3 separate regions of the Homo sapiens genome follow, and all the other regions are linked to region 3. The links are chromatin loops, found by intact Hi-C in ENCODE. Cell type or tissue: PC-9. All regions are shown on one strand.

What was found. Hi-C counts contacts between places; a loop is a spot of excess contacts. Peaks named below come from ENCODE experiments on the same cell type or tissue, not always from the same donor. Only the 100,000 strongest peaks of a DNase experiment are listed, where the experiment ranks them.
Region 1: a loop joins it to region 3, with 17 times the contacts of the local background. A loop is called at or near these places in 2 of 110 quality-filtered maps.
Region 2: it touches region 3 in a loop (9-fold over the local background); 2 of 110 quality-filtered maps call a loop at or near these places.

What each region holds. Positions count from the first base shown.
Region 1 is chr2:219,964,176-219,972,175 of GRCh38, reverse strand. The region is part of intron 1 of LOC105373891 (a long non-coding RNA gene); the gene reads right to left. Among named protein-coding and RNA genes, the nearest start is that of MIR4268, 62 kb to the right of the region's middle. RefSeq lists enhancers at 2,594-3,793, 6,183-6,848, 6,849-7,514. In PC-9, no CTCF peak of the experiment used is centred here; DNase peaks (open chromatin) are centred at 2,475, 3,255 and 6,525; H3K27ac peaks cover 1,864 bases.
Region 2 is chr2:220,616,170-220,624,169 of GRCh38, reverse strand. All of the region lies in intron 1 of LOC105373895 (a long non-coding RNA gene), which reads right to left. Among named protein-coding and RNA genes, the nearest start is that of MIR4268, 710 kb to the right of the region's middle. RefSeq lists an enhancer at 3,818-5,017. In PC-9, no CTCF peak of the experiment used is centred here; DNase peaks (open chromatin) are centred at 4,059 and 4,459; H3K4me3 peaks cover 1,426 bases; H3K27ac peaks cover 3,287 bases.
Region 3 is chr2:220,225,823-220,233,822 of GRCh38, reverse strand. All of the region lies in intron 2 of LOC105373893 (a long non-coding RNA gene), which reads right to left. Among named protein-coding and RNA genes, the nearest start is that of MIR4268, 320 kb to the right of the region's middle. In PC-9, no CTCF peak of the experiment used is centred here; DNase peaks (open chromatin) are centred at 4,972, 5,372 and 6,102; H3K4me3 peaks cover 2,719 bases; H3K27ac peaks cover 4,902 bases.

The sequences.
Region 1 (8,000 bases), 260 kb after region 3:
GTACTGTCCAGTGGAAGTTTCTCTGATGTTGGAGATGTTCTATATTATTTGTGCCATCTCATACAGTAGTCAGTCACATGTGGTGTTGGGCACTTGGAATGTGGCTAGCACAACTGAGGAGTTCAATTTTAATTTATTTTAATTAATTTAAATTTAAATAGCCACACGTGAACAATATTGAACAGTGCAGGTCTAGATCACATGCTATTTGTCTATACTTTCCATTGTGCACACATAGAAGGGTACAACTACTGATTTTACCACTCTGCTTTCCTACCAGACAACATCGTCTCAGACTCATTGCTTCTTAATTCTTATCAAAACTCTCTTGTGAGGAATGAACATGGTGAAGATTGTCTGAAGGACACTTTTTCATCAATGTACTTATGCATGTGTCTAACAGTATTGACTCAGCTCCAACTATGTGCAAACACTATGCCAGGCTCTGAGAAAAAAAAAAATGTGAGTGGCCCTACCCTCACATTTTGTTCCCCAAATGATTTAAAGATGCTAAAAAATAAAAATGAATAAAAATGAGCACATGTTCCAAATACACACTGCCTCCAGGGGAAACAACTTAAATGTAAGAATAATGGCTGGGCACAGTGGCTCACACCTGTAATCCCAGCACTTTGGGAGGTGGGAGGATCATGAGGTCAGGAGTTCCAGACCAGCCTGGCCAATATGATGAAACTCTGTCTCTACTAAAAACACATAAATTAGCTGGGCATGGCAGTGTGCACCTGTAGTCCCAGCTACTCGGGAGGCTGAGGCAGGAGAATCACTTGAACCTGGAAGATGAAGGTTGCAGTGAGCCGAGATCACGCCACTGCACTCCAGCCTGGGCAACAGCACAAGACTCCATCTTAAAAAAAAAAAAAATAGCAAGGCCAGGCATAGTGGCTAATGCCTATAATCCCAACACTTTGAGAGGCCAAGGTGGGAGGACTGCTTGAGCCCAGGAGTTCAAGACCAGCCTGGGCAACTTACCAAGACCCTGTCTCTGCAAAAAAAAAAAAAACAATAGCCAGACATGGCATGTGTCTGTGGTCCCAGCTACTCAGGAGGCCAATGCAGGAGGATCCCTTGAGCCCAGGAGGTCAGGGCTATAGTGAGCCACATTCACACCACTACACTGTAGCCTGGGAGACAGAGTGAGACCCTGTCTAAATAAGTAATAAAATATCATAATAATCAGGGCTATGGTGAGCCACATTCACGCCACTACACTCTAGCCTAGGAGACAGAGTGAGACCCTGTCTCAATAAGTAATAAAATATCATAATAATATATAATAAGTTTTTTTTAAAAAAGAATAGTGAGAGGTTGATTGTAAAAAGGTGAAAAGGAGCCCATAATAATTAAGTTATCAGGGAATCTGCAGAACTAATGAGGGTTGCCCGAAGGGCTAGTCCAATTCAAATCATGTATGCTTAACACTCTGTAGGCCAAGTAAAACCTATCTGCAGGCAAGAGCCAGCCCACCAGTGGCCAAACAGTAACCATCTAATTTCTACCTTGTTTAAACCCAGAGGAGAAATTTCTATCCTGAAAATCTGGGTTTCAGCTGATTGATAAATACACATTCTTTATCTTACGTGTAAACTATAAATTTTTTTAAACATAATTTACATTATGCTTAAAATTAAGTACAAAATAAACACAAAAATTTAGACAGTAATTTGATGAGTTTTACAGATGGATATTCCCAGGTAACAACCACCCTAGTTGAAATTTAGGATGGGAGCTGCAAACTCTGGCCTGCCACCTATTTTTGTATGGCCAGAAAATAATGGATTTTATATTTTCAAATAGTTGAAAAAAATTAATAACATTTCATTGCATGTGAACTATATATGAAATTCAAGTTTCAATGTACAAATAAAATTTTATTGGGACACAGCTATGTTCATCGTTTACATGTCTATGGCCACTTTTTGGCTATAATGGTAGAGCTAAGTAGTTATAACACAGACCATAATATGAAAAGCCTAATATGTTTACTATCTTACCCTTTGCAGAAGAAGTTGGCTGACTCCGACTTACAACAGTGCCATCATACCAGCAAATTGTCTCATGTCTCTTTACAGTAAATTTTTCACATATTATACCCATCCCCTGCGACCACTGATCTGATTTCTCTCCTTGTAGATTACATTTACCTATTCTAGAACTTCATATGAATTATATAATATATATATCTTATTTCTCTGGCTTCTGTCTCTCAAATAATGTCTGTGAAATATATCCATGTTGCATATACCAGCAACTTGTTCATTTTCATTGTTGAGTACTATTTCATTGTATGAATATACCACAATTCAACTGTCTGTTCACCCTGGGACAACTAAGTTGTTTCCAGTTCTTAGCTGTTATGAATAAATCTGCTGTTGTCATTCACGTGCAAGTCTTTTGCGTACAAGTCATGAATGAGTCTCTCAGTTACTTAGTGGAATTGCTGGGTCACAAGATAGGTATGTGTTTAACTTCATAAAATACTGCCAGACTTTTATTCTCTTACCGGCATTGTGTCAGAGCCCAGTTGCGTTATATTCTAATAGCACTTGATATTGTCAGTCTTTTTCATTTAAACCAATATAGTGAGTATAATGTGGTAACTCATGATTTTAACTTACATTTCCTTCATGACTAATCATGTTGAGCATCTTTCAATGTGCTTATTGGCCTTACATACATCTTCTTTCATGAAGTATCTAAACCGAACATTATAACCATTCCTGTTTTTTCTCCTTTGCTTTGGTACTTAGAAGCTTAGAGCTTAATTAGAGGCCTAAATATAACAATTATACAGGATTTCCTGGCATGTTGGGGCTCCAACTTGAATTTTTATTTCATCATCTCTTTATCCCCTTATTTCCTTTCTCTCCTAAATTTTCATCTACTTAATTGTTATCCTGTGTTTTCAATTTTTTTTTTTTTTTAGCATGACTCAATCTTATCTTGGAATGAAGCCGGTTACAACCAAAGGAAAAAGGGCTGAAATCGGCTGGCTTACCACTTACACACAAGGAACTGTGTTGGGCCCTGGGAATATGGAGAAGAATATATCCCTGCCCTTCAGGAACTCATAGGAAAAGAAGCCAGAAATTAAAAAACAAGGCAACAAGTGCAGCAACAGAAGGTGCTCCTGAAGGACCCTGGGGCGTGTGGGAGGTGAGGGGGCAGGAGCTTTCGGGAGAAGATGATTCTTGACTGTGTGTTGACTGAAGAATGAGTCAGCAGTGCCCTGAAAGAGTGTGGTGCCCTCGGGGTGTGGTGGATGTGGGGATGCATGAGAGAATATTGTAGAACTATTAATAGGAAATATGTGATGCCAAGGTGTGTGATGTATTCCAGGAATGCACACGATTTAGCACAAGTGGAACACCAAGTAGGGAAAGTCAGGAAGTGAAGAATAAGTCATGTGACATCTAACAGCCCAAAGCAAGTCACATGGCCAAACCCAAAGTCAAAGGGCAGGGAGACATCACTCCTCTTTAGTGGCAGGAACTGCAACGTTACATTGTAAAGGATGTAACCAGGGCGAGGATGAAGGATTGGGGCCATTCATATACTCTATCCCAGCAGCTTTCCATGGGAGAAGTGTTAAGTGCCTACAACAAAAATCTGGACAACAGCTCAGACAAAGTGGATTTCTGAACCACATTTGGGTACAAAGGGTAGGCCGGATGATGTAGTTTCATTCCTCTGGGATAGTACAGGGAAATATGAGAACAGCACAGAAGATTTAGACTGTTCCAGAAATCCATTTCTAAATAGCTACAACTCAGGTACCAACCACAGAGGACAAAGGGAACCCGAGCCTCTTCTAACAAACTGAAATCTACCAAATGCTGGTAGATATCACACTGTTCTCTGGATTGGATTTTTGTATTTAAAGCTAAAAACAGAGATTCTGCCTCAAAAATTCATGTCAGCATTCTATTGCTCAATTATCATTATGCACGTGAGTATAACCATCCGATGGTTAAACTATAGCTGGCACTAATGCAATTGGATTGTTAAAAAATATTCCTGAGCACCACTCTTATCCCAGTACTAGTTAACTGCTATGCTAATGTCTTGGCACATGAGACTAATAATGAAATGAGTTATAACTGTGTGTTTGGATCACATTACATTGCTTCAAGTGTATCATAATATTTTATAGCTTAATGGAGAATCTGGCTTATAGCAATACAGGAAAAATAAATCTCAGCCAATCATCATCCATTAAAAAAAGAAATCTACGGTCAGCAGCCGACAAGATTTTAACCATCAATAACAATTACCCTGAAACCTTTTTGACACAATAGGTAGATATTTAATAACAATAACATAAGATACACCCTTGCTAATGGAGATATATTAAGATATTGATTAGTTATGCAAGAAAGTTTATGCTTATTCCATTGCCACTAGTAATTATGAGCAGGCTGTTGACTACTCCTTGAACCACATCTTTTAGTCCATTTCCCTTTTTCTACCCAAGAGTATACTTGGCTGGCAGATAATCAGAACAAACAGACGTTCCTAGAAAATGTGAACCATATGTACAACCTAATGCAGCAAGCGTTTGCTGAATGCCTACTACGTGCACCCTAACTGTGCTGGAGGTGCCAGGACTACACAATGGAAAGGGACAACCCCTTTGCTCAAGAAGCTTATGGTCTAGTGGAGGACAGAGAGAGGACCAGAGCACACAGAAAGATGGGAATGGGGCATGCAGAGAGGCAGCTAAGCCAGCCAAGTGGGGAATTGGAGGAGCAACTAATGACTGTACCAGAAGGCAGAGGAAGCAGAGGAAGGGCTGGGAGGAAGCAGGGGAGCTGGAGCACAGGCTGTAAGAGCGGTGCCTTTTCAACATTTTTCTCAGGTTAATTTGTAGACATGACAGTTGCTAGGACACTAAGGGGAAAAATGTTAAAGGAAGTAATGGGAAAGCAAGATGTGTGGAGATGTATACAAAGGCAGCGGAGGACTGGGGGCTGCCTAACACATTCACTAACCCAACCAGAGGGCCTAGCTCAGTTCCCCGCAGGGATGCTGGGGCCCAGCTGCTCCTCCCAAGCTGGAGGTCAGGCCCTCAAAGGAAGCACAAGTGTAACCACCTATGGGTTCTTCCTGCCCATCTCACAGACAAAAACAATTCATTGAGACCATGACATTGCAATAAAGGAAAAGTTTAACTGACACAAGGCCAGCCATGCCACTTGGGAGACAGAGTCATTACTCAAATCAATCTCCCTGAAAATTCAGAGGCTAGTGTTTTTCAAGGATAGTTTGGCAGACCAGGGAATTGACTTCGGGTGGGGACAAAGGACTGGCTGGCGGTTCCAGGTTAGAGCCATTGGTCACCAGAAATGCAAAAACCTGAAAAGACATCTCAAAAGGCCAATCTTAGGTTCTACAATAGTCATGTTATCTTCAGGAGTAATTGGGGATGTTACAAATCTTGTGACCTTTGGAATAATGGCTGGTAAGACTCCTCATTCTCCTAACCTGGTGGTCTTTCATTAGCTTTACAAAAGTGGTTTAGTTTTGGGGAAGGGCTAATATCATTCAAATTATAAACTAAGTAGCTCCCAAAGTTAGCTTGGCCTAAGCCCAGGAATGATTAAGAGCAGTTCGGAGGTTAAAAGTAAGATGGGGGTTGGTTATATTAGATCTCTTTTACCGTGATAATTATCTCACTGTTAAAATTTTTGCAAAGGCCGTTTCACAAGGGTTCTAGGGCTTGGAAGGGGAAAGTTCAAGACCAAGGGTGAGGAGGAACAGACAATGGGAATTCAGAAGAGGATCCATGGAGGAGTGGCATTCGGGAACAAAATAACTTGAAAATGATTCAGAAAACCAATGTGCTTTTTTTGTATTTCAATCACTATGGATGATTTCAAAGTAAGTTTCATAGTCTCTGTCTCTTTCTCGGAAACGCCTGCCTTGTAGTTTCCATGCCTACATTTAGAAGGGGTGGTGCCAGCCCCCATGCTGACCCTGGATCCTTACTTCCTGCATGTGTGATGAGCACAGAGGTCTAGAAGAGTCTCAGAATTGACCAAGGAGCCAGAGCTACCACTTTCTGGCAGCCAGTATCTTATCCACCAGCCACACTGGACTTCATGAATCCCCATATCGCTCTGGGCATCAGGAAACCAAATGGTGAAGGTGCCACCCCTACTCTGTCAGGTCTTCCAAGAATGAAGCTCATTTGCAATGCAAAGCAACATGAAAAGTACATTCTTTTAGCATTGAAGACATGTGCCAATTCCCCAGGCACTGGAAAATGGCAAAGACTGACGTTTTGATGTTATTTTTTAAGGCATTTTTAAAAAAATAAAGATTCCCATTTTTTCATTCTCCTGAATAGAACAGAGGTAAATGGAGTGAGAGAAAAAAAGACTCTTAAAATATGATCTGGTTTTTTTGTGTGCAGGCTGCTTAGAATGCCACTGCCTGCAGGCTATAGGGGAATTCAGATGAGAGCATTTCCTTCATTCCAAATTAAAAAACAAGGGAACTAGACCTCAAGGCTATTTCTGCCTTGAAACTCTTCCTCAAACGTGGTGTTTCACAATTACAATACAGCGATTAACAAAGAATGATTTTCTTTCAACTAGGAGTTGAAGTAAAACACAGACACCCTGCCGGTCACTCTTGGTGGCAAAGTTGCTGCAAAGCAAATAACAAAGAACTGGGGGCTTACTATGGCTTTCTTATCAGAGCCAGTCAACAAGAGGTTTATATATAATGGTTTATACAAAACCTAATTTTCTGCTTTGATGCCCAGGGAGGGGGTCTCTGCCTCACTACAGGGGTTAGTAAAGTACTCCCTGCACACAGAAGGTAATTCCAATTAGATCATGGTAACCAAGACCTCTAAAGCTCACCAGAGCCCCATAATTGCCTCTACCTAAAACTGTTGTAACTCAAGGCAAATGTTAATGCACCTTTGTACTGCTGAGTCCCTGATGCTCTAACTAAAGTTTCATCCAGCCCTTCTAATGCCTATCCAACACCTTGGAGTATCTGTCTTCTTCAACTAACTGGTGAGCATCTTAGAGCTGGCCACATCCCATTCATCTTCCTATTCTCAACTCCTACTGCAAGATCTGCCTACTGGTAGGCAACTACTATGTGCTTGTTAAATAAACGATGCAGACCTTGACCCCCAGCAAGTTTGTCCCTTGCCCAAGATCACAGCTAATTAGGAACAGAAACAACCCAAGTCTCCCAATTCCCAGGCCCTTGTGTTTCTTTCTCAATGCCCAGAAATGAAGTAGGATATTTCCCTGACCCCTTCACAAGTGGGAACTGGAGAGCACAGGCACTAGAACTAGCCACTGCTTTGGTGCCAGCAGGGGTGGACTCTACTCGCTTGGTCCCACTGTCTTCCACCCTCGTGGGAGGAGGGGAAGCACAGGTGAACAGGTGCAGGAGCCAGGGCAAGTGTTTTTGGGTGCCAGCAGGAGAAAAACTATGTGGGCCCCACAGCAGTGTCTAGTGGGGTGCCTGTGACCCCTAGGGCCCCAGAAGGAGTGTTACAGTGCCCTTTTAGCTTTGCCATCTGCAAACAGCTTAAGTGTTAACAGCTCAGTGGAGGATCACTGTGACAGCCTTTTGCACCCACACTTGTGGCACCCGAATTCTTATCCAGCATCCAGGAGGAATGAGGTCGCACAAATGAATTGGAGATGGGCAATGCAGGGAATTTTATTGCCGATGAAGGTGGCTCTCAGCTGGAAGGTGAGCTGAAAAGGGGACAGAGTGGGAAAGGAAATCTCCGAAGTTACGACATCAAGCTGTCCCTCTGAAGTCAAGCCGCTTCTATCTGACATCCAACTGTAGTCTCTGACAGTCTCCAACAGTCTCCTACATCCAGCTGCTTCTCCTCTCTGCTGGCTAAGCCTGGGGTTTTTATGGGCATAGGATGGAGGGCAGGGTGGGCCATGGGTAGTTTTGGAAAAGGCAACATTTGAGCGGGAAAACAGGGATGTAAGTTC
Region 2 (8,000 bases), 390 kb before region 3:
ACAGCACAGCGAATACTCAATTAGTGCTGAAGAATTAGAGAATGAGGAGGAAAAGTTGAATCATCAGTAAATAATAAAAACAATCAGAAAATTCAAGAGTTTCCTAAAGGCGTTGAAATTCCTAATTTTAAAAGCTTTTAGAAAAATTAGAAATTAAATAATGTTTTCACATCTTACAAGGCTCTAAATCAGGCTGCTAACAAAATTATTAATTTAAAGACTTATTAGAATTTGGCTGTGTGCAGTGGCTCAATGCCTGTAATCCCAGCACTTTGGGAGGCTGAGGCAGAGGTCAGGAGTTCCAGATCAGCCTAGCCAACTTGGTAAAACCTTGTCTCTACTAAAAATACAAAAATTAGCCAGGCGTGGTGATGAGTGCCTGTAGTCCCAGCTACTCCAGAGGCTGAGGCACAAGAATTGCTTGAACTCTGGAGGTGAAGGTTGCAGTGAGCTAAGATTGCGTCGCTGTACTCCAGCCTGGGTGACAGAGCAAGACTCTGTTTCAAAAAACACAAACAAACAAACAAAATTAGAATTTAAAATGATAATCCAGGAAAAAAAGGCATTCCACCTCTCCAGTATCTCAGAAAGATTTGAGACTCAGAAACATTAGGTACAAGGTATAGAAGAAAAAGAAGGAACAAGACATGAGCCTGACAGCAAAAGGGAGTCGTTTAAAGTCTGTATAGTTAATTCTGCACACACCCTGTGTGCAACACTCCTGAAGGCCCGGGTAATGCTTTCAAACAAAGGAGTCAACGAGATTTAAAAGCTGGAGAAGTTGAAAGTCCCCAATTTCTGACATTTGAGGCAGCATCACAAAAATTTCCCATCCCCATCACTCTTCAGTAAAGTCCATCAGACTAAAAGCTCTGTCCGTGTACGAAGAGTTACCAAACGGCTTTTATTGTCACATTGCTAAAAATAGACAACTAAGGGTGACCTGAAAATGAGAAAAATACAAAGTATGAAAGAGGCCAGGATAAACAAGGCAAAAACTGTCCCTAAATAAAACAAAGGGAATTTAGTGGAGAAAATTAACATGCAATAATAGGGTTCCCCTTATTCTCAGGAAGAAGACCAAGATGTCTTCTTTTATTAATATTATTAAGATGTGTTTTTGAGGATACAGCCAAAACAATAAGCAATGCATTTATTGATTTACATCCCCACCAACAGTGTACAAGAGTATAAGCACTCTTTTTTCTCCACATCCTCGCCAACCCTTGCTTTTTCATCTTTTTGATAGTAGCTATTTTAACAGGTATGAGGTTATTTTTATTGTGGTTTTAATTTGCCTTTCCATGATGATTAGAGATATTGATCCTTTTTAATATTTCTGCTGGTCATTTGTATGCTTTTTTTTTTTCCCAGAAATGTCTATTTGAGTCCTTTTCCCATTTTATAATAGGGTTATTTGGGTTCTTGTTGTTGAGTAGTTTGAGTTCCTAATATGTTATTTATATTAGCCTCTTACCCAATGTATGATTTGCAAATATTTTCTCCTAATCTGTGGGTTGTCTCTTCATTTCTTTTTTTTTTTTTTTGGCCATGCAGAAGATTTTTACTTTCAGGTAATTCCATTTGTCAAGGCATTTATTGAAATAATGGGTAAAAATTAAACTTATTTCTAGATTATATTATTTATAACTATAAGAAAAAATAGTTAAGAAAAGGAAATTTTAAAACTAGTATGAGAGTATTAAGTGTTGCTACGGTTTGAATGTTCCCTCCAAAATTTTTGTTGAAACTTAATTCCAATTGTAATGTTATTAAGAAGTGGGGACTTTCAGAAGTAATTAGGTCAGTGGATTAATGCCATTATTGTAGAAGTGGGTTAGTTATCCTGGGAGTGGGCTCATAAAAGGATGAGTTTGGCCCAATTTCCTCTCTATTTCTCATTCTTACTTGCACTTCTGCCATGTTATCACACAGCACGAAGACCCTCACCAGATGCTGGCACCATGCTCTTGGACTTCTCAGCCCCCAGAAGTGTAGAAATAAGGTTTTGCTCTTTATAAATTACCTAGTCTGTGGTATTCTGTTACAGTAGCATAAAATGGACTAAGACAGGTGCCTAGATGCATAATAAATATACACAGAACAACAGTATTCATTAAGACCTTCCCATGTGCCAAGAACTTTTCTACAAGTTTTATATGCATTACTTATGCCAGAATGTTATACTTTAAAAACATAATGTGAGAAAGGCATCATAATTTATAACAGCAAGCAAAAACATGAACTATTATGGAATAAACTTTGAAAATATGCACAAGATTTGAAGAAATTTGAAAAATCGTATTGCAATGGGTACCTTTATGGGTCAACTTAGGTAATAGATATATGTCTTGTTTATTATGTTTCTCTGGTGAGCCCTGACTAGCAAATCGTACTAGGACACTTTAATAAATGAAGATATATACTTACATATACCTGAATGGAAAGATGAAATTTTACAAAGCTATCACTATTTCCAATACAATGGGTATAACTTAATTGTTAGTGATAACTTGATGTGGTGGTTCTGAGGACAAAATTATTATAAATCCATATTTAAAAATCAGTAGGTAAGAATATCAAGGATTATTTTTTAAAAGATGAATATTTATCATGATTACCTTACCAGATATAAAAACTGACTATAAAACTACTGTAATGGAAAACATGTTGTTTTGGTGCAAAATTTGAATGATGAAAAAATACAGAAGAATGAACTTTTTACATGGACAAAAATATCATGTATCTTGTTTACATAGACACTTTCAGGTCTTTATTTCACTTTAATAATGAATGAACAGATAAGCATGTAAATCAAGGCTGGCATCCACCAGATGTTAACTTATGGGGAAGAAATGAAGGGATTGATTACTCAACAAAGTAGATCAAGGGTGGTTTTTTACTCTTTTCATTTTGCAGAGCCATTGTTTTGGTTTTTTAAATCAAGTTAGATGTACATTTCGAATTAATATCAAAAACATTCAGTGGGCTGGAAACACTTCACCAGCACTCCTGGTAAACTCAGGTGGTCCAATAAATATAGAAAAGGACATCAAAGATTTCTACTGCCCCATTCCAAGAGAAAAAGAATCAATATACTCAACAAATTCACACAAATACCTCTTACGAACCTTTATGGAAATCATTACTAGTCTATCAGACAAACAAAAACACAAACATGCACAGAAAAAGAAATAATTGAACTCTGGCCAAAAATTGGAGTTCAGATAAATCTATTCAAGTTCACAGACAATAGTAAGTAAGGGGAGAGGAGAGGAGAAAATGAAAGAGATTGCTGGACGGATGCAGCCAATGGTGGGTTCACTGAGAGAGTCCCCTTCATCAGTGAGAAAGGAGCCTGGGATGAGGGGCAGAAGTAATGCCTGGACCTGACACCTTGCAAGGAAGATTTCTCAGGTCTAGGTTCAACTACTTTTTTTTTTTTTTTTTTTTTTTTTTTTTTGAGACGGAGTTTCACTTTTGTTGCCCAAGCTGGAGTGCAATGGTATGATCTCGGCTCACTGCAACCTCCACCTCCCAGGTACAAGCAATTCTCCTGTCTCAGCATCCCAAGTAGCTCAGATTATAGGCATGCGTCACCACGCCTGGCAATTTTTTATTTTTTTTTTAATTTAGTAGAGACGGGGTTTCACCATGTTAGTCAGGCTGGTCACGAACTCCTGACCTCAGGTGATCCACCTGCCTCGGCCTCCCAAAGTGCTGGGATTACAGGCATTCACCACCGTGCCCGGCCTCAACTACTCTTAAACTGACCTGTGGATGAGGGGCTGTGGATTCAGTTGCCTCACTACAGACACAAATTGACTGCAGGGCTCCTAACCTACCTCTGACCCTCACCAAAATGAAGATGTGAAGCAGGGTAAGATGAGGGAAGCCGTTTTGCTAGCAGCAAGAGAGAATCTAAAGATATGGAACCCAGACTCCAGTGGGACAGGTGAGCAGCTCCCAGTGGTCACTGTGCAGAGATAAGCTACCCCAAGAGGTGTCTCGGTTTATGGGCCTCCTGGGTGTTGCTGCTGTTGTTTGGGTGGCACTGGAGGGGTGGGGCCATGTTGGCACCTTGTCTGAGGTGAGTCAGCATTGCCACAAATAGGGAGAAGGCAATAGCAGGAGTCTGTGTGGTTCTAAGGAAAAAGCCCAGGCATCTCTCTTCTGTATCTCACAGAGAAGCAAGAGAAAGAGAGAGGCCCAAGACCTAGCATTGGAAAGTCAGGACTACCCATCCAGTTCAGTTAGTGACAACATTAGGCTAACTCCTTCATTAGACTCCAGAAATCTTTAGGGTCCAGAGGACCCTTGACTTATAACAAAGAAAAGCTAATGAGTCAGGAGATGAAGGATGAGATAAAGTAGGCAGCTCTGACGTTTTCCATAAACAGACTTGTAAGGGAAGAATGGGAGTGATTAATCACCTTAGGGTTTTTCTGTTTGTTTTTCCACTCCCTGCATTAAAAACTTTATTTACTCACACATATCATTCACTTGAATCAGGTTAGTGTGTTCATGCACTCAGTTCTCAGGTAAACCTCATGTAAACTGTTACCAACTTGAGAGTTGCAGCTCTAGACAGCTTGGCAGGTTCGTCTCTTCCAGAGCCTAGGAATTAGAAAAAGAGTCATGCAAAGCCCTTTGGCAAACCCAGTACTCATGTAGGGGCTGGTGTTGCTAGGCTGAAGTCCAAGATGGTCTTGACTCCTGAAAAGGTATTCTCTCAATTTCATCCAAACAGTTTCTCATAATCCTTTCTACATCAGCTTCTACACAAGCACAAAGAAAAATCTGAAATTTAGGGGAGGTTTTTCCCAGTTTTAAAATCATTTTCTTTTCCCAGTAACAGTGGAAAACAGACCATCTTGAATAAATACTCATTCTAATCTACCTGTTGTTTTGTTTGACTTTTAGGATTTATCCACCATTTGTTTTTAAATCAAATCCAAAACTGACAACTAGCAAACTACTTTACTTCAAGAAGTTGTTATTTTATAATAGAACTTAATGAGCATTTCTGAAACATATCAAGAATTACTCACCATTTTCTTCTATTGTTTATTAGGGGAATATGCTGTTTTCAAGTTCTGTTGACAACTCATGTCCATTTAGTTTAACATTACATGTGCTGAAATGTTGTAATATTCTTCTTTTGTTTTCCTATGATTTTTTTTTTTTTTGCCTTGGGTAATGTAAGACAGTTTTCAACTCTATAGCTGTAAGGGTATTTTTATACATGCTCAAAAAGATGGATCACTCTACAGCTAACCAGAATGGTTTGCAAATAGTCTCTTAAGTAATCAGTCTGGATTGTGTGATCGATCAGTAGGGACAGAAAGAGTTTTATCAAGATGACTGGCTGTGGCTGACCAGCCACTCTGTGCAAGCTGTTCAGAGACATGTTTATTAAGCCCGTATCAGTGAACTCAGAATATAAGAGCTGGAAAAATCCTTGGATACTCTCTACTCTTCATTTTACAGAATACCAACCCAAGATCTAGAAAGGGAAAGCAATGTTTTCAGAACCCACAGTGAAGTTAGAGAAAGAGTCAGAACAAAATCTCTGTCACTGGGAGAAGATATTTATGTCACATATAACTGACAAAGGATTTTTATCTATCATATATTAAGAACTCTTGGAAATCAATAAGAAAAAAACAAGCTAATTAAAAATGGGACAAAGACACCGTAATAGTATGACATGTTGCTACTTATTAAAGAAATGTGGTTAGAGCGGCTTAAGTAAATGTAGGCTGATTTTCCTCTCATAATCAGAGGTAGGGAAAGAAGCCATCTAGGGTCAGCACAGCCGTCTGAGGAAATCATCAAGGGCTTGGCTTCTTTCCTGTTCAATAGACTTTCTCTTCACCTAGGACAGTCTTCTTCCTTTTCTCCAGGTATCAGGTCTGTGCTCCAGAAATAAACAGAAGTGACGTGCCAGGGACACAAGTAAAAGACCTGCCTTTCAAAAATTCACCTGGAGGCCCCAGTGACTCCCACTTTCCATTTGCCAGAGCTGGGTTACACGGCCCCCACTCCAGACTCAAGTGAAAGGAGAAAATAAGTTTACCTGGGCATATTGGGATCTCAAATAAAATTAGAATCTGTTGATAAAGAAGCGAAGGATGGATAGGGAGAGACAATTAGCAATGCCTGCCAAAGAAAACAGAGGCAATACACAGAAGAGGGAAACATACTGGTTAATACAGTTAAGAAAAACTGCCCAGTCTCACTCCTAATCAGCAAAAAATAAATTAACTAAATACAAATAAATGAAATAATAAAATAGCATCCCATACTCAATTAGAAAGATAATGTCTTTTGTTCACAAAAATAAGGGTAAAGGAAAACTTTCATTCATGAATATCAAAGCATAAATTTATATAGTTACTTTGGAGGATAATTTGTAGTAAATATGTAGTAAATTTACAATTAACCAAAAATAATACTTCTAGGTGCATTTTTGAGAGAAGTTCTCCTCTGTGTGTTTCAGGAGACGTGTAGAGGTGCTCTTTGCAGCTTTGACTATACTGAAGAAATACTGACAAGAACTAAATTTCCTCCATAGGGCATGTATAACTAAACTGGTACGTTCTTCTAATAAACACACTAGATCTATTGGTATCAACATGGACTGACTCTCGGATTTATACTCCATAGTTCTTCTGAGCCTGGCCCCTACATCTTTGCCACTACTCAGGTGTGAAACGTTTTTGGCCTTTACACCAAGTTCTACGAAATCCTCTTCCCACTAGGGTTTCTGTAAGCATGCATGATTTGCTGAAGATTTGGTGGGAGATATGAAGAAGTCAAACTGGAAGGCTTCACTTCCAATTTGTACATGTCCTTCTCATCACTCTCCCCGCCTTTTTACTATCTCAGGATTGCCCCACCCCAAGCTCCAAAGTCTTTGGTCTGTATGCAGAGCTTCATCTCACACACACACACACATATACACACACACACACATATTGCTGCTCAGCAATCCAGTCACATGTGTCTTGGAGACATGGAATCTTGCCTCCAAGACACATAGGAGCTGAATTGCTGAGCAGCAGCTCCAAATCTTCAACAAAATATTTTACCCACCAAAACAACTCTTTCCTTCAGAAAAATTCTGGTGTTAGATGATAATGGCAGAATGTATTTCACAGCTCATTGCCAATCAACATTACTTTTATCAAAATTGATCCCTGCTTAACCCTCAGAAAGATTATCTATAAATTGATGGTGCCTTATACAATCAATGGCATCAGGGAACTGGGAAATATAGCAAATTCAACTTAGTCAAATAATTTCTGAAAGTTGGAAAGTGAATCAGTGACAAAAGATTATGTGACATCCTTATAGTAAATGTGGTTGTATGAAGGCACGTCCTTATCAACTTTTGCAGGTTTCGATAATGAAGCCTTGAAAAAAATTAACACAAATAATATAACCCAGTTGGAAGTACTTGCCCCTGCTATAGAGAAGATATTTAAAAGATCTAAATAGTAATGGATAACATTCTCTTCTGTAGTCATAGACGTATTTACTTAAAACACATATTTTGTAAGCAGATCAGCATATTACAACCATATAGCTAATAATTTACCCAATCTGTAAATCATAGCTGAACCCAAGCATTTACTTTGTTATTAAGAAATATGGCAATTTATGTAATGATTGAGAAGAATTATGTGTTAAAGAAAAGAGAGCTTCATGTTTTGATTATGTGGGCAAGAAATGAAATTAAAGTGGTCCATGCTGATTTATAGCCAAGTGTTTTATGACTGTATAGTGAGACCTAGAAAATGTATGCTTGCTTTGTTTATACCTAAGCATTTCAAAAGTATGTGCCATCACCAGCCTTAAGAAGATTTACTGTTGATATGTTTATTTCAAATTCAGTTCAAATCAGTGTACACTATAGATAGGTATGCGGAATTTCTAATTCTAAAATATGAATGTTGCTTTAGGATTTTCAAACTGAGCCAAATGTCCCAAATGGC
Region 3 (8,000 bases):
GTTATATTTACATAAGTAATGTATATAATTTATATAATTATAAATTATATAAATATAAAGATTATATAATATAAATTAAAGATAATTTATATAATTTATATAATTTATATAATTATAAATTATATAAATATAAATATAATGTATATAATTATAAATTATATAACTATAAACATAATGTATATAATTATGAATTATATAAATATAATTATAAATATAACATATAATTATAAAGTATATAAATATATTTATAATTATATTTATATAAAGTATATAAATATATTTATAATTATATTTATATAAAGTATATAAATATATTTATAATTATATTTATATAAAGTATATAAATATATTTATAATTATATTTATATAAAGTATATAAATATAATTATATATTTATATAAAGTATATAAATATAATAGATATAATTTATATAAAGTATATAAATATAATAGATATAATTTATATAAAGTATATAAATATAATAGATATAATTTATATAAAGTATATAAATATAATAGATATAATTTATATAAAGTATATAAATATAATAGATATAATTTATATAAAGTATATAAATATAATAGATATAATTTATATAAAGTATATAAATATAATAGATATAATTTATATAATTATACTTATGTAAATAATTAAAATTTTAGAAATAATTTTGTCAGAAAAATGGATTTTGTAGTCAAAGTTGAAAGATAAATGATAGAATATGTGAAAAAATAATTTGTAACACATACAAAGGTCAGGGTTAATCTCAAGTATAAGAAAATCTCCTACAAATGAATAAGAAAAAACCCTCAACATTAAAATGAGCAAAAAAATGAACAAGAGTTCATAGAACACATGAAATTATATAGCTAATAAGCAAACAAAAAGACACAATATTGCTAACAAATTAATACATATTAAAGTAGTACTTGTCTAGAATAGCAGTTCAAAACTTAAAAGTTGGAAACATCTATACAAGCAAAAGCATTTTGAGGGGTAAATTATTACAGTTATTATGGAGGGTAATTTTACAATATCCATTTAATTTTAAAATGTGTATACTTGTGATTCCATTTCTAGGACTTTATCTTCTTGAAGTACTAGCATAATTATATGTTAGCATAACAAACCATTATTACATTTAAATAATTTTACATTGTATTCAACAAATAAATGCCATTTATATTCATATATTTGGCAACAGGTATCTGGCCATAGTGGATTCAAGTTTTCATTTGGAAAATTTACTTAATAAAAATTGAGTAGAGGCTAAATGATAAACTCATATTGGGTGGATTGAAAAAACAATTGAACAGTCAAAGCCATAACAACAGCAACATATGTTCTACAGAAGCACTGCCCTTCCCTCGAAACAAGGTCTAATGGAAAAAATCCAGTTGGTCTTGTATGAGTCCTATGTGAGTTCTAAGTTCTAACTCTTATTCTGATGCTTTTTAGCTGTGTGACTTTAAGATGGTTTTTTCACCTTTTTCTTTTTTTCTTTCTTTTTTTTTTTTTTTTGAAATGGAGTCTAGCACTGTCACCCAGGCTGGAGTTCAGTGGCACCATCTCGGCTCACTGCAACCTCCGGCCTCCCAGGTTCAAGCGATTCTCCTGCCTCAGCCTCCCTAGTAGCTGGGATTACAAGCATGCACCACCACGCCCTGCTAATTTTTTGTATTTTTTAGCAGAGATGGGGTTCACCATGTTGGCCAGGCTGGTCTTGAACTCCTGACCTCAAATGATTCACCCGCCTTGGCCTGCCAAAGTGCTGGGATTACAGGTGTGAGCCACCGTGCCCAACCTAGGCCTTAGTTCCCATATCCATAAAATGCATGCAAAAAAACGCCTATCTTTAAGAACAAGCTCATATCTCAGTTGGCTATTGGTTGTAATAAATAAAAAATAGCAAAATTCACTGCACATAAGATGTGATCAACAAATATTAGCTTCGTATATATTTGTAGTCATACAATCTGTAGACCAAGGATCTGTGTAAAAAGGAAGGGGAAGTTGAGAGCAGATAATTCTTTACTACTCTAGGAGTTATTTATTTTCCTATATTTGCTTATTAGCTCATTGTGAGAGATATAGCATTTGGTTCTATAGGTGTAATATATAATGGACAGGTTTGCTGTCAAGTAACTATTTCAATGTATAACTTTTAACATATCTTATCATTCAGACTGGACTGGAATTCCTCAGAAATACCAATAGAGAAAACAAATGGCCTTGTAGCAAGGACAGTTGAAAACAGCAATATTGGTAAGAATAATAATATTGAGATTTTAATATCTGTCAGGTGCTGTTCCATTTACCTTATGTGGATTACCCCATTTAATTCTTCAACATTTTAATATAGGTTTCAATACTACAGGTCTTCATAGCCAATAAGAAATTTGTCAATGCAAGGCACCAAAGTGACTCAAAATTTTAGATGTGTCTAACATAGTCTAGGCCCCAGTTCAAAGCAAGCAGCTCTAAAATGGACTTATATTAGTTTCTATAAATAAAGTATATAAATCAGTGTGATCCAGGAGAAGTTCTTGATCAAGAGGAATAAAAACTACTACCTGGCAGGGCGAGGTGGCTCATGCCTGTAATCTCAGCACTTTGGGAGGCTGAGGTGGGCGGATCATGAGGTCAGGAGCTCAAGACCAGCCTGGCCAATATGGTGACACCCCGTGTCTACTAAAAATACAAAAATTAGCTGAGCATGGTGGCACATGCCTGTAGTCCCAGCTACTCAGGAGGCTGAGGCAGAAGTATTGCTTGAACCTGGGAGGCAGAGTTTGCTGTGAGCCGAGATTGCGCCACTGCACTCCAGCCTAGGAAACAGAGCAAGACTCTGTCTCAAAAAAAGAAAAACAAAACACAAAAATTACAACCTCAAGCAAAAGCAATAATTTGAACAATTTACCATGTAATGGATAACGCCTGACTTAGATCAGAGCCTGCTCACTTGGGAATCTCTACAGAGGAAATATCTGACTCACATAGGCTAATTTATATCATAGTCCAAAGTTCATCATCTGTTTATTTAATATGTATTGTGACCAACTTCTGTGCTCTAGGTGCTGTTCTGGACATTGAGAACACAGCAGTGAACAAAACAGACAAAAAAAATCTGTCCACATAGATCTTATATTCTTGCATGGATATACAGACACTAAAATTAATGAAATACACATATTAGCTGAAAAAAATGATATGAAGAAAAATAAAGGGTAGGTATCTTAGTTGATTTGTGCTGTTATAACGAAATGCCACAGATTGGGTCATTTATAAACACTAAAAATTTATTTCTCATGGTTCTGGAAGCTGGCAAGTCCAAGATCAAGGTGCTAGCAAATTTGGTGTCTGGTGAAGACCTATTTCTAATAAATGGCACCATTTAGGTGTCCGCACATGACAAAAGAGTATTATTAAAGGGCTCATTCCCTCGAGCCCTTTAATAACAGCTTCACCCTCATGACTTAACCATCTCCCAAAGACTCCATCTCTTACTACTGTCAACATTCACCATTAAATTCCAACACATGTTTTTTGGGGGTATACATTCAGATCATAACAGTAGGGATTTAGGAGCTCTGATTGAGGGAAGGGACGGGGAACAAAAATGTTAACCTGTATCCATGACATCAATAGGTCTGGGAAGGTCATCTAAATCTCCAGATGAGTAAATGTACCAAATCAATCTACCAGGTGAAAAGCAAACCAAATTAGAACAGAGATAATGAAGAAACAAATAGATATATTACCATTTTTATACCAGGTTTTCATGTAAGATTCTTGATTAGTACTATAAACACATTAATATTGTATGAGTGTTGTCTGCTTTCTAAAGTGTTTAAAACATTTACAAGAATATGATGTTAGACTTATAATTTTAATTAATATTTAGAAATCTTAGATTTAACCGGTAATTATTTACATGTTTGGGAAAATGTAATTTGTTAAATTCATCACTTTTAATTTATTTGTTGTATAAATAGTATATGAAGAGTTAGAGGAATGTTAAGCTTTTATATTTTTTAAAATACTCATTGATTAGTACATTCATAATGCTAATAAATTGGATACTGAGAAAGTGCAAAAGGAACTGAGTGCTCCTCTCCATGAACAAAAGCCCCACGAACATGTTACACATGATAAAATAGAGGCCCACTGAAGTTAAGTAACTTGCCCTCGTGAATTTCAAAGCTACCAAGGATTTGAACATGACCACTAAACTACCACTAATTATATGAAATGCTTCAAGTATGTAGCACAAAACCTGGAACAATGGAAGCACTTAATATTTCTCTCCTTCTGAATCAAACTATAGTTGACCCTTGAACCACATGAGTATGAACTGTGTGGGACAATTTATCTACAGATTTTTTTAAAATAAATATTTTGGAAAAATTTTTAAAGATTTGCAACAATTTGAAAAAACTCAAAGATGAACCACAGAGCCTAGAAAAGGTTAGGTATGTCATGAATGCATAAGACAAATGTACATACCAGTCTATTTACATGTTAATCGACTGTTTATGTTATCAGTAAGACTTCTGGTCAACAAGCTATTGGTGGTTAATTTTAGGGAGAGTCAAAGTTATATGCGGGCTTTCAACTGTGAGGGGATCAGTTTCCCTAAACCCACATTGTTCAGGGGTCAATTGTACAACTATAGTCAGAGTAATCAAAAATTCCACCAAACAGACACAGACACACACACATGCACACACACACACACTCACACTTGCAGGTTATTCAAACAGTTGTGAGGTAGACCTAACAAAGAAACTTTCTCTGCTCCCTTTGCTCCTGCAAACTTCAAATCCTTCTGAATACAAACATCTGTGATTTAGTGCGATCATTTCACCCATTAAAATGATCTGAGTAGGCAAACGAACCAACTGCTTGATGATTGTGGTCAGCAGTCTCCAAAGTGGCCCTCCAATGACCTACGCATTCCTCTACTCATGACTGTAGATAATCCCCTCCCATTGAACTTGGACTGGCCCCATGACTCACTCACAACGGACAGAATGAAGCAGAAGTGATCCTCCAGGAATTCCAAAGCCAGGCTCACAAAAGCCTTGCAGCCCCTACCTTGGTCTCTTATAGCATTTCCTCAGGAGGGAAACAAGCTGCCATATGAGAAAACGGACTACTACTTCCACTTCTTCACAACATGAGACACCCCCATGCTGTGCACAAGACCAAGCTAGCCACACATTGAGACCATTGGAGAGAGAAAGATCCAACAGCCTGCAGGTGTTCCAGCCTCAAAGCTGGACATACAAGGAATAGAAGCTTCAGATGTCTCCGCATCAGCAACTATCTGACTGCAACCACATGAGGTACCCCAATAAGCAAGAACCACCCAGCTGAGTTCATCAACCCCCAGGACACAGGAGAGGAATGAATCATTGTAATCAACGTAATGCATCGTTTTAAACCACCATGTTTTGGAGTGGTTTTTATACATTAATAGATAAGCAATGATCACTCTGCAAACACTCCATGTGATGTTTTTCTCTCATTTTAATGAACACTGTGTTTTCCTAGATATTAACTCTCTATGCCTAAATGATCAGTCAGCCATGATCTTATTCTACTCTATCTATACTCGGAATAGCAATAACATATACTTTATCTAGTATTTCAAAATTATCACCTATTATGATACCCAGACAAAGAATATTTTCTTTCTCCTTTTTTCAGGAAACAGTTGAAACCTAACTTAATAATGAACATTTTTCTAAGCAACGTTCCACTCTAAAGCTCATGGGAGTTATAAAATAACCCAAAACTAAGAGGGTAGAATGGCTCACCCTTTAAATTCTTTATATCTTGAAGTCTTTGATTTAAATCATTATTTTTAAAAAACTCAAATCACACTGTGCTCTTAATAAAGCATTATTATTTCAAGGAAAAGGATAAAACTTTCCAAAGGCAAATGTTTAGCCGGGGTAGAGTTGTAAAAGATTCCAAGACATTAGTCAGGAGATGGATTGCTTTGCTATTATAAGTCTGGGTTACAATATCACTGGAACCAAATTCCCGTCAGATTAGTCTTTACTCAAAATGAATGTTTGTAATTATGAAATGAAATAAGTTTTAATTTGAATTGCCTAAAAAGGGGAAACCAAATATTGTGTAATTACAGGAGAAGAAATTTGAGATGGAAAACAAGATAGTGTTATTTACAAGTAAAAAGGCTTTTATGGGATTATGGGGCTTTAATGTGCATATTTGTAGGATTTGGGGTGGCAGAATTTGGAACTCAAATATTTTTCATTAGCGTTTATTTACAGTGCGCATGCAAGAAATGGAATCCCAGACACATCTGATATTGGTCTTATTTAAACCTTTTATATCCCTACTAAATCTGAAAAGACTCAATGTTAGCCACACATAATGGAGGTAATCATGGAGTGTGATAAAATAAGTATTTGAAAACCACATGCAACTTTTAGGCTCAAATCCAGAACTATAAAATCCACCTAGAGACATAATGAGCCTGCCTCTTCTTCTTGAAGGGGTAAAAGTAGTATGGGGGAAACATGTCCTTATTCTTTCCCCACAGCTTGAGACACCTGAGCAGAGCCCCCAAATGGCTTGTAAGTACTTTATTGCAAAGGCCGCCCACAAGCACCATTTTGCTCCTTGGAGGGCAGCCATTTCTTATCCTTGGCAAAGTGTGAATTAGATGACTTTATGTCTCTATCTTGTATTTCTCCTGTCCTGTCCTGAAGCACTACTTCTCACATTGAGGAGTCCAGGACCGTAGGACATAGGCTTGTCCCAGCTCTCTTTCCCGCAGCTGGACTGCACTGCTCAGCTTTGATGTCCCTGAACCTTTTACCCCAACCTTTTCTAGGATAAAACCTTCCTGTTAAAGATCTCCTTTCTCTGGCAGGGACAAACTAATTTACAGTAAATCATCCTTCCCAGAGGTCTCCTTGAAAGTATGGCAAAGACAGTTCATGGTTCACAAAATATTTATGTTCCTCTTCATATATTGCACATTGTTACTAGAAAGTGCCAACCGGACATGACATTTCCCAGATCCCCTTGCAGTCTGGTGTGGTCATGTGACTGAGTTCTGGCCAATAAAATATAGACAAGAGTGATAAGTGCTGCTGTTAAGAAACCTTCCATGCAGCTCATGTTCCTTTCCCCATTCAGCTGACTGGGAGATAATCCCCAGGTGATCTGGCAAACCTCTCTTAACCTGAATTCCCTGAATTATTTAATGGAAGATAGCCATCCCATGTATTAATACATATTTTCCCTCCCAATGTGGTTAAAGAGCAAGAAATGCACATTTGGGTCTTTGTTTTTTAACTGTAGTTATACTACCCTAAATACTAGTTAATCCAGAGGAATCATTTCCTAACCAGAGAAACTGAATTAGGGGCAGATTTTCAAAGGTCAAAGAAACTTCCCATTTCCCTGCAAAATACCTAGTTCAAAAGTTACCTAAGAATAGAAGCATTTTAATAGCCCTCCAGGAAAGGTTTGTCATCAGTCAGAGACAGAAACACTTGTACATGGATGCCCACATGAGTGAGCCAGAGGCTCTGCGTTCTGGATTTCTTCCCACCCAAAGACATTCTTTCACCTAGTTCCTCGCTGTTCACACTACCAGTCATTTCTGAGCCTCAGATAATTTCAACAAGATTTCCCAGCATTTCCATTTAGAAATTCACTTATCAATAAAAATCTCTTGTCATAATCTTATCATTTGTTCATTCTTTTGTTCATTCATTCAAATAGTTATTAAGGACCCCAAATACTAAGCATTGAGCTAGGTATTGACTGAACACAGACAGCTTACTGTTCATGGTCCCAGTAGGTGGAGGAATCATCATGAGAACAGATAAGAGTTGTAAAATAATAAAATAGATAACAGGACAATGATCATCATGGAAAATTTATCGAGCACATGTTATGCACCAGACTGTGCTCAGAACTTGATATTCCTTATTTTATTTAATCATCACAGC